2 separate regions of the Homo sapiens genome follow, and region 1 is linked to region 2. The links are chromatin loops, found by intact Hi-C in ENCODE. Cell type or tissue: GM12878. All regions are shown on one strand. Links, peaks and the distances in the headings refer to the core of each region. The heading gives the core; the rest is flanking DNA. Region 1 overlaps SHANK2 (SH3 and multiple ankyrin repeat domains 2). Region 2 has its middle 99 kb from the start of FGF3.

Evidence for each region. Hi-C counts contacts between places; a loop is a spot of excess contacts. Peaks named below come from ENCODE experiments on the same cell type or tissue, not always from the same donor. Only the 100,000 strongest peaks of a DNase experiment are listed, where the experiment ranks them.
Region 1: it touches region 2 in a loop (13-fold over the local background); 6 of 110 quality-filtered maps call a loop at or near these places.

What each region holds. Positions count from the first base shown.
Region 1 is chr11:70,466,722-70,475,042 of GRCh38, reverse strand. It overlaps SHANK2 (SH3 and multiple ankyrin repeat domains 2), which reads left to right. Exons shown (of 26, transcript NM_012309.5): 26 at 1,604-7,189. The coding sequence ends at 2,174. Among named protein-coding and RNA genes, the nearest start is that of CTTN, 72 kb to the right of the region's middle. RefSeq lists an enhancer at 4,594-4,803. In GM12878, for the core only: CTCF peaks have their summits at 3,618 (motif pointing right) and 7,360 (motif pointing left); DNase peaks (open chromatin) are centred at 3,625, 4,742 and 7,512.
Region 2 is chr11:69,914,466-69,922,786 of GRCh38, reverse strand. No RefSeq gene overlaps it. Among named protein-coding and RNA genes, the nearest start is that of FGF3, 99 kb to the right of the region's middle. In GM12878, for the core only: CTCF peaks have their summits at 3,778 (motif pointing left) and 7,156 (motif pointing left); no DNase peak of the experiment used is centred there.

The DNA of each region.
Region 1 (8,321 bases), core at 141-8,140, 550 kb before region 2:
AGCATCTCTACTGTTTGCAGCTCTCCCCCTCTTGCCCATGACCCTTTCACTGAGACACTGCAGCCCACCACCATTCACGGTCACGATGTCACACCAGTGCACTCCTCATGCTCTCCAGAGCCCCTCCACCCAGGGTAACCCACCACATAGGAGGGAGAGGAGCCCACTTCATGTGGGAAGATGTGGAGACAGGAGAAAAGTGCACCCAAGCTGGCATCTGACAGAGCCAGGGCTCCAGCAGACATCTCTCAAGTCCAGGTCTTGAAGAGAGAGCCGTGGTAGGATGGATCTTTTCAGAAGCGGTGGGTGGGCCGTTCATATCCACGTGAATGGGCCCAAAAGGCAAGAGACCCACACCTCTCCTCCCCTCCCCAGTGGCTGTGGCTTTCCTAGGGACAATAGGATGAATGGGCTTTCAGTGTGGGGACAGCAAAACATGCACTAGGGCCCAGAGTGGCAGTTCTCTTGGTGTGGAGAGTGCCTGCCACAGGCCTTGGCCAGAGCCCGTGAGGGAGTGGTGTGTGAAAGGCCACCTCCACGTGGGTAAGCGTGAGGACTTGGACTTCTCTGGCACTGAGATGGGACCTCCTGCCTGTGGGAGTCATCTGGCCACCACCCTGGGGCCAGTAAAGGTTGGAGCTAGAAGGGTCGTCCTCCCTGACTTGAGCTCTGAGGGCTTTGCCTGCCCAGCCAGAGCGGCAAGGCACAGGGGACCCTCGGGGACGCCCATGGCCACCCTGGGGAAGACAGGGCTCCTCACGCGTTCTGCTTTTCAGTAAGGCCCGTGTGTCCTACCAGTGAGCCTCTCACATGAAAGGGGCTAAAAATAACACAGGGTACCCCAGCTCCTTCTGCAACAAAACTGTCCACTGGGTGGGCGCTGGACAGTGCTGCCTCAGGAAGGTGAGCGCAGCCCACACTGGCCACACAAGCCACGCCCTGCTGTCTGGGTTTCCGGGTGATCTCAACCCCTGAGTGCCCTGCGTAGCTACAGGGGTTCCAGTTACTGAAAGGGGCCACCTGGGAAGGATCCTGCCCTGCTCTTGTCCATTTACCCAAAAAGCCTAAGGCTGCCAGGCGGCTGAGGGGCCTGTCCTCCAGGTGTGCTCCTTCCCACCTGCTGAAGCTGAGGCGCTGGAGATGTTGCCTGGCACGTTCTACCCAGGTGACAGGACCCCACTCTGTCCCTGTCTCCGTGCCCTCTTCAAGGGACCCCTTCCAAATGCCTCAGTGGCCACCCTCCCGAGGGTCCCCCGGCCCTGCCCCCCAGCACAGGCAGGTCCCCCAGCCCCTCTGTCCCAGTTCAGGTGAGTGGGCTGACGTGGTGTGCTCCCCCCAGCACAGGCAGGTCCCCCAGCCCCTCTGTCCCAGTTCAGGTGAGTGGGCTGACGTGGTGTGCTCTGGTGTCTCCAACTTTGCTCTGGCCCCTTTCTCCCCCTCCCCCACCCTGGCATGGCAAATCATTCGTTCACTGCCAGTGGATCTGCCACTAGACACTCTGGCATGGTTTGGGCGTCTCCCTCGCCTTCCTGGGTGATCTGCAGCCAGCTGCCCTGACTCGGTGACCTGCCTTGTGATGGTTTTCTCTGTGTTGCTGTTTCAGAAGCCCGGAGATCATGAGCACCATCTCAGGTACACGGAGCACGACGGTCACCTTCACTGTTCGCCCCGGCACCTCCCAGCCCATCACCCTGCAGAGCCGGCCCCCCGACTATGAAAGCAGGACCTCAGGAACAAGACGTGCCCCAAGCCCTGTGGTCTCGCCAACAGAGATGAACAAAGAGACCCTGCCCGCCCCCCTGTCTGCTGCCACCGCCTCTCCTTCTCCCGCTCTCTCAGATGTCTTTAGCCTTCCAAGCCAGCCCCCTTCTGGGGATCTATTTGGCTTGAACCCAGCGGGACGCAGTAGGTCGCCATCCCCCTCGATACTGCAACAGCCAATCTCAAATAAGCCTTTTACAACTAAACCTGTCCACCTGTGGACTAAACCAGATGTGGCCGATTGGCTGGAAAGTCTAAACTTGGGTGAACATAAAGAGGCCTTCATGGACAATGAGATCGATGGCAGTCACTTACCAAACCTGCAGAAGGAGGACCTCATCGATCTTGGGGTAACTCGAGTCGGGCACAGAATGAACATAGAAAGGGCTTTGAAACAGCTGCTGGACAGATAAGGACGGCTGCTCTCCACCTCGCAGACTGCTCTTGTTATAAGTAGAGATGGGCTCGTGCTGAAACATCTGAATGCCAAGCGAAGTCTGTGAGCATCAACCCCACTCCATGGGTTTGTCTCCTGGTACCCAAAGAAATACTGAGTTGTGTCCACAACATGGCTGGGTCTTCAGACCCCTGGCTCACCATGTGGGTGTCTTGGGCAGTTTCTATCACACATGGGACAAGGGGAGGGAGTTTTTCTAACATGGAAAAAGATTCTCAGCCTGCCGCCCAGCATGCAGGTGGCCTCGCTTTGCCGGGTCCGAGAGGCTCCCCGTCAATTTTGCACGGGATCCTAGCTCTTGTAGGCAGACACCAGTGCACTCTAGATACCTCCTGAGACCTCCGTCCTCTGCTTTCCGGGCAGCTCTCACCACCCCAGGCCCCGGCATGAGGCCTTTCCTCAGTCCTGTGGCCTCTCAGAGGACACCTGATGCTCACCTGCCCCTCTTTCTCCTGCACTTGGCTTGCAGTGAGATGCTCCCAGATGCATTTGTCCAGTGCCCCATCATGGGCCTGAAAGGCAGAGAAACTTTTTCCTACACAGATTCTTTTCCCCATCTCCTCCTGTGGTTTGCATCCATGGCTCTTTGGCCATGAGGTTCCTGGCAGTGCTGGGAGTTTGGATGGGATCGTGCCCAGCTTTGCTTAGCTTTCTTTATTTCTGCAAATCTGTTAGCATAATTCCAAGGTGGCCAAGCAGATGTCACATGGAGTTAGTCAAAGCACAAAGTCACGATTCCACAATGGAGGGGAGACCTGGCCAAGGGAGCCAGCCAGCGTGCAACTGCCCAAGCTCCAGGTCTCCAGGACAAGAGCAGTTGTCTGCCATGAGCACCCATCCAGGATGGAGAATAAGGGCTTCTCTGCCTCTCAGAATTCTTTTTAATTGAAGATGTCTTGAGCTCTGCAAAGATCAGAGCAGGTGAGCATCCACTTTGACATGAAGGACAAGAAGACGCATGGCTCATGGCGGGCACATGCGGCTGCCAGTGAGACAGCGTCTCCTCTGGGAGCTGGGCGGGCACAGCATCCTCAGTTCTGTGCCCAGCCAAGGGTGAGCATCTCTGCTGAGACAGTCCTTTTGCTCTCGGAGGCCAGGGAAGATGGTACTTAGAGGCTTTTCCCCTATCGCTCTGGGTGTCTAGGAATCCCACCAGCTTGTCTTAACAGTACAACAGCTTCTTTGAGGACCCAGTGGGTATGGAGTATAGACAGAACCCAGGGTTGAGAACAGAAGGTGGGCGGCAGGATCAGAGTGAAAGCAGAGGCGTGAGGAGAGGAAAGCAGGGAGGTCTCCTGGGCTGCCAGGTCAGCCTCTCTGGCAAGGCTTTCTTGAGCCCCGCCCCTTTCTTTCCCCGGAGTCCCTCCACCCCATAACAATACCTCGAATTTCCAAAAGAGGTCACCAGATGCACATGGGCCGCAAAACACACAGTCAGGCTTCCAGCACATTCTCCCCCATTTGGAGGATACTCGAATGTCAGGTTTTTGGTTTTATTATTATTTCAGAACTAGCTCAGCCCATCTCTAATTATAAAACATGGTTTTGTTTTTTTTTTTTCCTTTTTTTCTTGATTAGGTCTGGAACAGCTCTAGAATGAACACATAAAATTTAGCAATTTAAAATCTTTCTTTACTGCAAGTTTAAATAGTTGTACAGATAGTTTATAAGCACAATATTTTAAGAAAAAAAAGTGGCTGGTCTACTAGGCAGCCTTTGTGCCACTTCAGTGCTAGAAAGTTAAAGAAAAAAAAACTTTTGTGATTTAATAATACTATTTCTGTGGAATAATTATAAAAGTATGACCTTTTTAAATCAACCTTATTTGGATGCATCTGAACCAGCAGAGCTGTGTTATATTTTCTATCTTTGCTAGAACTTCGTCATTGAAGGACAATTTCTTCAAAGTGGTTACAATTCATAATGCAGCAGTTTCTCCAAAAACAAAAACAAAACACACACCACACACACGCGCTTTTCCAGTCACACACCCCTGATGTTGGAACCAAGTTTTTGGACCTTCTGTTCCAAAACCTTTTGCAGGTCAATCTTTGTATTTGAAATGATCCAATCCAACTTGAAGTCAATTGAATATTAAGGCGCTTTACTTCCGTGTGCTTTCAGTTTTTCCATCATGAGATGAATGAGCATTACTCTAGATAAATTTCAAGACAGGATACTACAGGTGGCCTGCTGAGGCTGCCCCATATTTTAGAAAATGTAAAAATGGTGGTTTGGCCATTAATTTGTCTTCCATTTGATGATACCGCAAAATTCCGTGAGTCCATTCCTTTGGCATGGCACTTTCCCTGGGCCTACAGTTGGTATTACCTCTGTGCTCAGTGCCAGGCAAAACACTAGCTCAAAGGAGAGTCAAGGAAACCGCTGGCAGACGATAACCAGTCGAAACTCGTGACTTCGGTTTGTTGAACTTTGGCAGCCAGTTGGTGAGGGCCAGATGTTATTCCCTTTCTTAAAGATACTCCAAGCCACATGCCACTAACCACAAGCAAGCTGGCTGCAAGACTAAAGAGCTGATAACATAGTTTATTTTTACACTGTCTTATTATAGAGAAGTAATAGACCTATCAGAACCTGCACTGACCAACAAATAAACACATGTTGCCAAGATGAATCGGTCTCTATCTCTATCTGCTTATTTTGGTACTGAAAGCAATAGTTCCTCATTCAAATCACCACCCACTGTTCTCCCCCTTTGGGACATGTTAGGACGAGGCCCTATTCCATGCCCCTCTTTAATGGTGGAACAAATGTTAAACTGCTCATCTAAAGATCATGTTGATATTATTCCAGGTTTTAAGATCAACTTTTGTTACATACTGTAATTTAAATAAACTGCATTTACATGCCTAGTTTCTGTAATATTGTGTATACAAAACCCAAATCTCTCAAAATGTAAATTATGTATACCTGCCAAGATACCTTTTCCAGGGTGTCTGCGCACATTTTAAGTTAATTCACATAATATAAAAATTACTCAATGTGACTGTTGATTTGCTGAACTTTACATATCACAAAGTGAATTATTTGTGATACTTTAGTTAATAAAATGGTAAATTTTTTTCTCAGTTATTGAACAAGCAAGCATTATCCAGTTGATCTGGCAATGACTTTTTGTGTGTGGGCCACAATATTGATTTTCCCATTAACAATTTTTTTTTGTTTTTTAAATACTAATATGTTTCACACTATAGTTTGTGTAACAACACGTGTTCGCATTATCTATGTTGCTGTTACTTTTGTGCTTTTATTCTTTTTAGACTTTATAAAAAAAAAAAAAAGCTCCTGTAATTTGCACTTTCTCCCAATCCTTAAATCTCTTGTATGGCAACCAAAATTACTGTAAAAAAATAAATATACTATTGCACTAAGGTTGTGGTTCTGATTGCAAACAAACAGTGAACACTGTCTGAATTAAACAAAAAGCTGCCCGACTTGCAATCTAATGTAGATTATCTCAGGCATTGTGGCCAGCTCTGCCTCTCTAAAACTGACCAGAAAAATCTCTCTCATCGAGTAAACAGGCTCCTGTCACTGAGCTAATCTGCCTTGGTTCCATTTCCTTATTCTCAATTTATCAATGGATACGTGCATGTTATTTCAGAATTATGCAAAACGTCAAAATCTGCTTCTGTGACCGCTGCTATAGGCGTGGAGCTGAGGCTCGGCTTTTCCTTTTGTTCTGGGTGGAAGCAGCGGTGCCGCGGAGGGCCAGCCAGATCCGGACCCTTCCCTTAGGGTCCAGTCTCCCCACACCCCAGCAGGGTGTCTTCTAGCCATAAGGCCAAGGGAGTGGCAGAACTGGGCCGCCTCTCTGGTTGACAAGCAAACCACATGCTAAGGCTTGGAGCAAGAGAGAATTTGTGTCTATTGGCAAAGAACTAAGCCAGGAAGACATGGGCCATCCCTCCGCTTTAGGGAAGCATATTTTAAACCTAAACGTTGAACTTCTTCTTTGGCCTCACCAGTGAAAACTTGTTGTCTTTAGTTCCTAAAGTTTCTTCTACTTTGGCACATTCCCCAGTTGAGCAGCAGCCTCTATGCTTCCACGTTCAGGAAAAATTCCAGTCCTCATATCTTTTGTAGTTCACCCTCAAGCTCTCCCGCTTCACCATCCAATAGTTTCTCCCAAACCTTGGCACCCCCCTAGACTTTGCTTCCAATGGTTTCTTCCAGACCACTTTTCCTAGATGAATATATTCGTTTACCTTACTAGGAAAATTATTGGAAGATTTTTTCTTTTACTTGAAATTGGAGGCATTTTAATAACTGGCGAACTGGAATGTGTTTCTGTATTTGTAGACAACCATGAACCCATGCAAGTAGGTGAACATTCCACAGTGGCTGGGTGACCACAGCAGCTGCATGCAGACAGGACTGCCCGTGCTTTGTGGGGAATCAGAGAATTTCCAAACTTGTTTCTCAGACTTCCGCAGATCTCATCACTTTGATTTCTAATCCATGCTGTATTGGTGATTTTGTTTATCGTTCCTGTAACTTGTTCTACATTCCACAGTCTTTACCGTTTTATGTTCAAAATTACAACAATCCCTGTCCATTGATTCCACTCTGGAACTCTTTGTTCATGCCAATTTTGAAATTTTAATACGAGCCTTCAAATAAACACAGAAAAGAAAAAAAAAAAGGAAAAAAAATAAAGTGTGTGCCTTGGGTGTTTTGAACCTGATCTGCATAAAACCATATTGTATTCAAATGCTGTATCTTTCATGAAAGGATAAATATATCTTCAATGTATTAATGTAGCTGATAAAATAGTTATAGTGCCTTGTTTTCTGAACTGAGAAGCCCATATCAATGCACAACGTAAAGAAAGGACGGTTCGAGCTATGAAATGTTGAGGACACCTACACGTGATTCTGGAGCCTTTCTCATCATAAGACTGTGGAAAATACACAGTCGTTTAAGTTAAAAATAAAAAGTAAATTGAAATAAGATTGTGTTATCAATTAATTTTCCATTAAAAGTGCTCTCTACTGTATCATTTTCAGTATTTTCATTTAATTAAAATACAAAATGTGTTTGAGGATTTTCATGGAAAGGAGAAAAGTTTAACCACAGGAGCCCTGGGCTCTCTGACCTACTCCCCTTGTGCTGTGCCGCCCCCCGGTGGTACTCATTGGTAATGCTTAACGAAGCCATCAATATCAATCATTTCGACGTTTTGTTATAAATATACACAAATTCATTTTTAGTGATTGAGGCCACTCATTGCAGGAAAACTGTTTCCATTTTTCACAAGTGAAAGTGGCAACATGTGTGTTTTTCTTTCGACAAAAAAACGATGTGAGAAGTACATCAGTGTAATTCTTGTCTCAATGCTGTCATGCTCCATTTGCTTTAAGTGCGAAGCTTCCCTGAGCAGCCTCTGCCTTTCTAGAGGATGAGCCTGCGGTGTAGTGAGCATATTAGGGCTGCCATCTGCCTGTGGGACCAGAATAGCCACAGCAATAGTGAGCGTTTGTGGGATTCCGGACAGATGGGAGCGGCAGCAGCCCCATCTTCTCGGGGGCCCCCCCGCAAACAGGCCGCAGAAGTTCTGGAGGCAGAGCACTGCCACAGGCTGTCCTGCCACACACATCTCTCCAGGGAGTGAGGAGCTACTCAGATCCAGAACTCCCCACTGTGCCTGCTCAGCTCACAGACTATTATCGGTGTGGCTATTTACCAGCCAGAAGAGTCCACTGGAATTCAGACTGTGTAGTTTCAGGCAACAATGCAGCCAATAATCCAAGAACCTGCAGGGTGCTCAGGGAGATGTGGCCAAAGCTTCTTGGTCACCCTGCTCCACATGTGCTGCTACCTCCGCTCCAAGTATGAAGCATGTGTCTGAGAGCCAGAGGAGGGGCCCTGGCACTGCTCACAGCCACTGGGTAAGACCTGGCAGCCAGGCCCTAGGCCCCCATGAGGTAGGGACCACGGAAATGGCCCAGTTCACAGGACAGAGTGTGGAGACCCCTCACCAGCCACCTGCATCTGGGGGCCGGCCCCTCTGACGCGGTGCTCCTGGAAGGCAAGCCATCCTGCCATTGCCCAACTGTAGTCATCTCTGCCCAAGATGACT
Region 2 (8,321 bases), core at 310-8,309:
TGGCGTTAGGACTTCAGCATATGAACATGGGGCTTGGGTGGGTGAAATTCAGCCTGTAACACCTGCCCAGCCTAAATTCCCACAGAGCACCCCCAGGACCTCCGTCCTCCTCAGCACTTGCTAGTGTGGGGCAAGGGGAGCTGGGTCCCAGCTGGAGGAACCCTAGCTCCTGTGGGTTTCCTTCCCGCTTGCCCGGCATTGAAGGCCAGTGGGCTTCAAAGGCCCGCCCAGAACACCCAGCTCCACCCCTGACCCACCTCGTGGCCTCCCCCAGGCCATTCCCAGCAGCCCCACTCCCCTGGGCCTTCCTGGTGTCCCCAGTTCCCAGAACCAACCCAAGGACGCTGTTCCGGGAATGGGCTTCCTGGGACACTCACTGCCCTGCTCCTTCTCACCTCTTCCAACCCCTGCCTGCTGCAGCCTGGAAGCTCTGAGGGGCCAGCCCTGCTGGAGCTGTGCCCTGGGCTCCCCCCGCTGGCCTGAGATCCCCACTCCTTAGCCACGTAGAGAAAGTGGGGAGGGGTATGGTGACAGCGGGAGGTGCCTGAGTCCCTGGAAGGGGCAGCTGCGGAGCCACCCATCATGAGTCACTTTCCCATCTTCTCCTAAAGGCACATACCCCACGCCGACCCCGCAGACAGCAGGGCCCCACTTTCCGCACCCCATGATCCAGAAGGCGTGGCTCAAGCCGAGTCCTGCCCTGGGCGGGTGTAGAGATGCCAACACCCACTTCACACCATCCCTGCCTGCTCCCCAGTCCCGGGGCACACCCCGAACTTTCCAGCCTCCAGGCCTTGTCTGTGCTGGGCCCCTCACTACCCAGAAACGCACTGTCTCTTCCTCCCATAGCTGAAATCCAGCCACCAGGGAGCCCCAGGGTCCTCGTGCCGCCAGCCCTGAACCTTGATTTTCATTTTTCTTGTCTCCCAGTTGGACTGTGAAGCCAGCGAGAGCATGGGGGCCTGGCTGTCCTGCCCCAGCCTTCCTCGGGGTGTCCTGGCTCTGTCCCGTGAGCTGCGTGACACAGGCCCACCCACAAGTGGCGTGACGCAGGCCCAGAGCCACAGGCTGGACAGCTCCACTCCCCAGGACTCACGCCGTGGATGTCACGAAGCTTCACTTGTCTCCACAGAATAAAATCCAGCCCGAGGTCTGGTTCCTCCTGGGGTTCAAGGGACATCCAATCTCTCCCCAGCAGGGGATCAAAGGCCTTGGGTAGGGTTTTTTAACCTGTGGTGCTCTCGGCAGGATGCCCAGAGCCTCCCCCTTGGTCCTGCTGCCTCTCGGTGACTCCCGGTGGCCCCCTCCGGAGAGGCCACAGCCCTTTACCCTCCTCCTTCTCTTGGGACACCCCCTTTCCCAGGCTGAGCCCAGCCTCTCTGGGTCACCCCAGCTTTATTTCTTGTAGGGCAAGCAGATCATTTTATTTTTGACCGAAGGGCTCCTGAAAAGCCAGGATGCCATGAGCAGCCAGGACTTGGCCCTCCCCACCTTCCTAGGGGTGGCAGGGGGTTGGTGTCTCACTGATTACCCGACCTGACCCTAACCTCATGTATTGGAGTGAACAGTGAGTAGGAACTTCAGAGGCAGCTCCGAGTCCTCAGAACACCCTCAGGGAGGCTGTCCTGCCACACTGCACCTTGAGAAGTCTGGAGCCCTGAGTGGCCCGGCCTGCCTGTGTCATGCTGCTGATGGGCAGAGCCAGGGAGCAGCCCCAAACCCCAGCCCAGGCCCTCGCTGAGGAGCACCGGGCTCCCAGGGACTCATCTGAGGGCTGTCCCCAAGCAGAAGGCAGCTTGGGCACTGATAGCCTCTGACAGCCTCCCCCACCCTCCTGCACCTGTGGCTGCTGCAGGCCGCGGTGGGCCCCGCTCCTGGGGCAGCAGGAGGACCCCACCTGGTACCCGCCACATTACCCTATTGATGCCACAGGGCTTCGAATTCATGTCCCCCCGCCCCATGGCTGCAGGTTGGGGCTTCGGAGCTCAGTGGTTGCAGGCCCTGTGTGGCCACATCTACACTGAGGCTGCAGCACTGGGGCAGGGGCAGGTGCACAGACGTTTGTGGGAGGTGGGATCAGGCAATGCCACCCCGTCCATGCAGCTGGTGCATCCCCTGCAGCCCCAGCAGCTGAGGAAAATGTCGAGAAAGGACCTGGACCTCCTGGGGGACTGGCACACGCCAGCTGGAACCACTGAAGAAGCCCCATGGAAGCCGGCTGGGGAGAGGAGGTGGACCTGAGGGAGGACTCACCCCAGGAGGGAGGACTCAGCCTGAAAAGGGAGGACTCACCCAGAAGCGGGAGGGCTTACCCCAGGAGGGAAACTCACCTCAGGAGGGGAACTCACCCTAAGGAGGGGGACTCACCCAGAGGAGGGGGAACTCATCTAGAGGGGGGGGCACTCACCCAGGAGGGGAACTCACCCTGAGGAGGCAGGACTCACCTCAGGAGGGGAACTCACCCAGAGAAGGGAGGACTCACCTCAGGAGGGGAACTCACCCTGAGGAGGGGGAACTCACCCAGAGGTGAGAGGACTCACCCCAGGAGGGGAACTCCGGGTTGAGGAAGGAGGGGTCACCCTAGGAGGGGGAACTCACCCTGAGGAGGACTCACCCTGAGAAGGATGGACTTACCTCAGGAGGGAGGACGCATCCCAGGAGGGGGACTCACCCAGAGGAGGCAGGACTCACTCTAGGAGGGGAACTCACCGTGAGAAGGGAGCATTCACCCAAGGAGGGGGAACTCACCCTGAGGAGGACTCACCCTGAGGAGGGGGAACTCACTCAGAGGCAGGAGGACTAACCCCAGGAGGGAAACTCACCCTGAGGAGAGAGGACTCACCCTGAGAAGGGAGGACTTACCTCAGGAAGGAGGACTCACCCCAGGAGGGGAACTCACCCCAAGGAGGAAGGACTCACCCTGAGGAGGGAGGACTCACTCCAGGCAAGAGCTGGATGGCTGGTGACAGGCCCTGGAGCCAGCAGGGAGGGGCAGCTTTCCTGGGAGCTTGGTGACAAAACAGAGGACTATTCCCAAGAGCCCTGGAGGAGTGTGTACCTGTCTGTGTGTATGCATGTGTGGTGGAGTGTGTGCATGTGGGTGTCTGTGAACTGGTGTGTAAGAGTGTTCCCATTGCACTCATGTTCATGTGAGGACACATTGCACTTATGTGCATGTGAGCAGTAGTGTGTGCCTGTGTGCGTGTATACACGAGTGTGCGGGCACGTGTGTTACTTTGTGCCTGTGTGAGCTGCAGGGAAAGGCGCCTGTGAGTGAAGTGAAGGAGCCCTGGGGCCGAACATAGCACTGGGACTTGGTCACCCCAAGGTGGTGGCACCTCTGGGTCCCTCTCTGCGGGGAGGAAGCATGGGAACCGGGGGGTGGGAGCCGGCCCAGGAGGCCAAGATAGAGTGGCAGGGGAGGAGGGATGCCAAGATGGCCAGCCAGGGAAGAGGGGCGTGAAAGGAGGTGGGCACAGACTCGAGGCCACTGCTCGCTCCAGGGGCTCACAGGAGTTCGCGGTGGGGCCACTCAGATGTCCTTGGCCTGACCCAGGCTGAGAGGTCCGTCCCTCAGGGCCAGGGTTTCGTGACGCCGAGTTAATCCCAGGAGCCCACTCTTCCTTAGGTTTGTAAGAACAAGGAAGTGGGGCCTGGGAGGGCCAGGCAGGCTTTCTCGGCACCCCGTTCCCCATGAACCCGGAGCTCTGTCCTTTGGGGAGCAGCCCCCGCGGGACTCCCAGGAAGGCTCGGCCGGGAGAGGCGATGCTGCCCCCTGGCGGCGGGCCTGGCCCTGTCCCGCTTAGTGGAGTGACTGCCGCGTCTCTCACATTTTCTGTTGCGCAACTTTGCAGCAAGACCCCGGCGAGCTGAAATAGACGGTGCATTATATGCGAAGCCTTCCGGGCGCGAGCTGCCTGATCCCCCGGCCTCGCCTGAGGAGGCTTCTCCATGTGCAGGGGACATTGCTACATTTCATCCCCCACTCCCTCTAAGGCAGGGGCCGTCCGGACGTTTAGAGTGAGGACCCCGTTTCTCAGACTGGTCCTGGTCGCTCTGCCCGTGGATGCCAGAATCCAGATGTGAACCCCAATCTCTCCGCCTGACCCTACAGCCCAACTCTTCACATTGTATCGAGGGCGACAGAGGCTTCCAGGGGGAAAGGCCGTGTCAAACGCCCAGCACCGCAGGGTCACCCTGCCCCTAAGGCACAGTCCCTGGTGGTCCAAGGCCCTGGGGCATCCGGAGCCCGGGCAGACGTCCTCACGGGGTGGGGGTGGGGCGTGCTGAGGGCACCCAGGAAAGGGCCTGGCGTCTGGGACGTCTGGGCTGAGTCTTGGCTCTCCGCTGGGTGGCTGTGTTCCTCTGGCCGAGCGCCGTGGCCTTGCTGAGGCTCTGGGCCGGAGAGCTAAATGCCACGGCCTACCTGGCACCAAGGCTGGCTAGACGCTCCCGCGAGGGTCAGGCTCCTGCTGCAGCCAGTGCTCCCTGCTACAACAAATCCCAGGGGCACCCACTGTGTACCAGGTCGGTGGTCAACCAAATAATGGAACCCCCCACCAGTAATGGAATCCCCCACATCTTAGTGCCCAGGACCTATGAACATGTTCCCTTCCGTGGCCAAAGACATTCTACCGATGTCACGGAGCAAGGATTCTGAGGTGGAGATGATCCCAGACGGTCGTGGGTAACCTCCAGCTTCCTGTAAGAGGGAGGCAGGAGGGAGTCACAGAAAAGATGTGACAAGAAGAAGCGGGGGGGGGGGGGAGAAAGAGAGGAATAGAGGAGAGAGGGAGAGAGAGAGAAGAGAAGGGGGAGAGAGGGAGAGAGAGGGATAGAGGAGAGAGGGAGAGAGAGGGATAGAGGAGAGAGGGAGAGAGAGGGATAGAGGAGAGAGGGAGAGAGAGAAGAGAGGGGGAAGAGAGAGAGGGAGAGAGAGAGGAGAGAGGGAGAGAGAGAGGAGAGAGGGAGAGAGAGAGAGGGAGAGAGAGAAAGAGGAGAGAGGGAGAAAGAGAAAACAGAGAGAGGGAGATAGAGAAGAGAGGCAGAGAAGAGAGAGAGGGAGAGAGAGAAGAGAGGAGAGAGAGGGAGAGAGTGAGAGGAGAGAGGGAGAGGAGAGAGGGAGAGAGAGAAGAGAGGGAGAGACGGGGGAGAGAGAGAGGGAAACGGAGAGAGAGAGGAGAGAGGGAGAGAGAAGAGAAGAGAGAAGGGGAGGGGGCCAGAGAGGGAGAGAGAGAGGAGAGAGGGAGAGAGAGAGAGAGGAGAGAGGGAGAGAGAGGGAGAGGAGAGAGGGAGAGAGAGAGAAATAGAGAGGAGAAAGGGAGAGAGAGGAGGGAGAAGAGAGTGGGAGAGAGAAGAGAAGAGAGAGAAAGAGAGGAGGGGAGAGGGGGAGAGAGAGAGAAGCGGGGGAGAAGAGAAGAGAGGGAGAGAGAGAGAGGGAGGGGAGAGGGAGAGAGAGAGAAGAGAGGGAGAGAGAGAGGGAGAGGAGAAAGAGGAGAGGGAGGGAGAGAGGGAGAGGAGAGAGAGAGGAGAGAGGGAGAGGAGAGAGAGAGAAGAGAGGGAGAGAGAAAAAGAGAGAGGGAGAGAGTGAAGAGAGAGGGAGAGAGGCAGGGCGGAGCAGGGCAGGGCCAGGGCATGGCTCAGGAGAGAGAGGGAGAGGAGAGAAGGAGAGAGAGAGAGAGAGGGAGGGGAGAGAGGGAGAGATAGAAGAGAGGGAGAGAGGGAGAGGGAGAGAGAGGAAAATCTTCCCAGGAGGGGCAGTGCTGCTGACTTTGAAGATGGAGGAAGGGGCCACAAGCCAAGGAGCACAAGCTGCCTCTGGAAGCTGGAAAAGACAAGGCTTGGGTTCTCCTAGACTCTCCAGGAGAAATGTAGCCCTGCAGACACCTTGATTCTAGACTAGTGGCATTCCTTTTTTCTTCTTTTTTTTCTTTTTCTTTTTTTGAGACAGAGTCTTGCTCTGTCACCAGGGCTGGGGTGCTGTGGTGTAATCTCAGCTCACTGCAATCTCTGCCTACCAGGTTCAAGTGATTCTCCTGCCTCAGCCTCCTGAGCAGCTGGGATTACAGGTGCCAGCCACCATGCCCAGCCAATTTTTTGTATTTTTAGTAGAGACGGGTTTCACCATGTTGGCCAGGCTGGTCTTGAACTCTTGACCTCGTGATCCACCTGCCTTGGCCTCCCAAAGTGGTGGGATTACAGGCGTGAGCCACTGCACCTGGCTGAGATGAGGTTTTGCCATGTTTGCCAGGCTGGTCTTGAGCTCCTGACCTCAAGTGACCTGCCTGCCTCGGCCTCCCAAAGTGCAAGGATTACAGGTGTGAGCCACCATGCCCGGCTGATGAGCGGCATTTCTGACTTCCAGAACTGTCAGGAGAATCCACTTGTGCCATTTCCAGCCTGTAAGTTTGCAGGCATTGATTGCAGCAGCCGTTGGAAACAAACACATATCCCGTTCTAGGAAGGGATTCTGTGCCTTCTCAGTGAAAGAGGTCCCTTGGGACTGTTTCCTGTACTCCCAATGCCCGGAAGGTGGACTCCAGCCTCACTCTGCCCAGACCCCAAAGCTGGGGGAAAGAGGGGAGGGGGCCAGCTGGAGGCCTCTGGATGCCTTTCGGGGGGAAGTTGAAGGAGCCAGCGTTCTCCCAGGGGAAGCGAGGCAGCTGTGCCTGCTCCTGGCTGCCTGAGGACAAGGCGGAGGCTGGGGCTGGGGTCTTAGGGAGAGCGCTCCCCCATTCCCTGAGCCATGCCCCGGCCCTGCCCTGCTCCTCCCTGCTGGAGCCTGCCAAGAGTGACCCAGCCGGAAATCATAGAACATTCTTTTGGGATACGTTTTCTCCTATTTTTAAACTGTTGCTTTATTTTCTCATAATTTGTTGAATGTTTAACTTCAACATCAGAGGTGAAAAGGGGCCAGGAGCGAGGACACTGACCCGTCTGTCCTGCCCTCCCCACCCCCACCTCACTGGAAGCCTGGCTCAGAACACTCTTAGTCCCACTCTATAGGGGGTGGAGGGGTGCAGGGAGACACTGAGGCTTGGGGCGGAAGTGACTTGGCCCCCATCACTCCACTGCTGAAGCGGCAGGGGCTGGATCCTGGATCCAAGCCCAGGTCCCCGAAGCCACGTCCGGCTTTTCCCGGTGACACTGTGCTGCCCCCTAGAGGCGGTTGCTTTTCCAGAAAGTGCTAAGTGGACCTGAGCTGCAGGGCTCCCAGGGCAACCATGCCCTGCAGCCCCTGTGGTCAGCCCTAGGGCTCCAGCAGACCCCACGGGTCAATTGGGAATAAGTTTGCACCATGTGGAACACAGCCAGTCACAATGCGGGGCGACAGGGAAGAGCCAGCATCCCGTCCGTGGGGCAGGGTGAAAGCCCAGGAGACTGGGAACGAGGCTGTGATTCACTTCAACGAGGGGCCTTAAAAATATAGCAATGAGTGTCTAGTGCCTTGTTTGTTCAATGAATGTACTGAGTCCTGCTATGTCCAAAGGATGACTCAGACAACTTCTGGGGAGCATCCTGGGGTCCATGCCTCAGACCAACCTCTTACACCACCTCCACCTTCCTTCAACTTCTTTCCTCTTTGCTTTGGCTGCTAGGAAGCTCCCACCCAGTTTGTGTAAGTGAGGTCCAAAGCCTCTCCCCTTGGGCCCTGGAGGATGCCCTGTTCTGCTTTGGGCTTCTCTTTTGGGCTTCCTAGTACACTGCCTGTGCCTCCCAGCAGGCAGCAAGGAGCAGGGCAAGGGGAAGTCATGGTTGAGAAGCAGTCTCGGGGGCAGGGGGGTCCCGGGTTGGGTCCCAAGATGGAGGGCCCCCCCCCCACAGGCCACTTCTTGGCACCCGTGATTACCCACCTGGGCCTCCTGGTACCTCCAGGAGCCTGCTCCAGAGTCTGTCAAGGACACACAGATAAGATCTTGCCAGATAAGGATCCATTGACCCCGGGCATGGAAGGAGACAGCAGGGCCTCGAGCTTAACCACATCCTCCTGGCATCAGACCCACCTGGGAACAAAAATACCAGGTGTGGGTGGGTGTGGAGCCTCCGGAGACACTTCCCAGCCTGGCACAGCCCAGCCAGGACACCTCTCAAAGGTGAGGAGGAACAGGAAATTCCAAACCCGTCCCCACCCCGGAGTCAGCCTTTGAGTCCTTGCACCTTCAGCCGCAGCCTGACCTTCTGGGCCCTCAGTTTCTCCCCCTGTAAAGCAGAACCACAGCAAGCCCCCCACACAGGGGTGGAGAGGCTTAGGCGAGAGGGCCGTGGAGGTGCCGCGGAAACTGGAGGTGCTGCGCTGTCGGTGAAGGCCCTGGCCTCTTCTC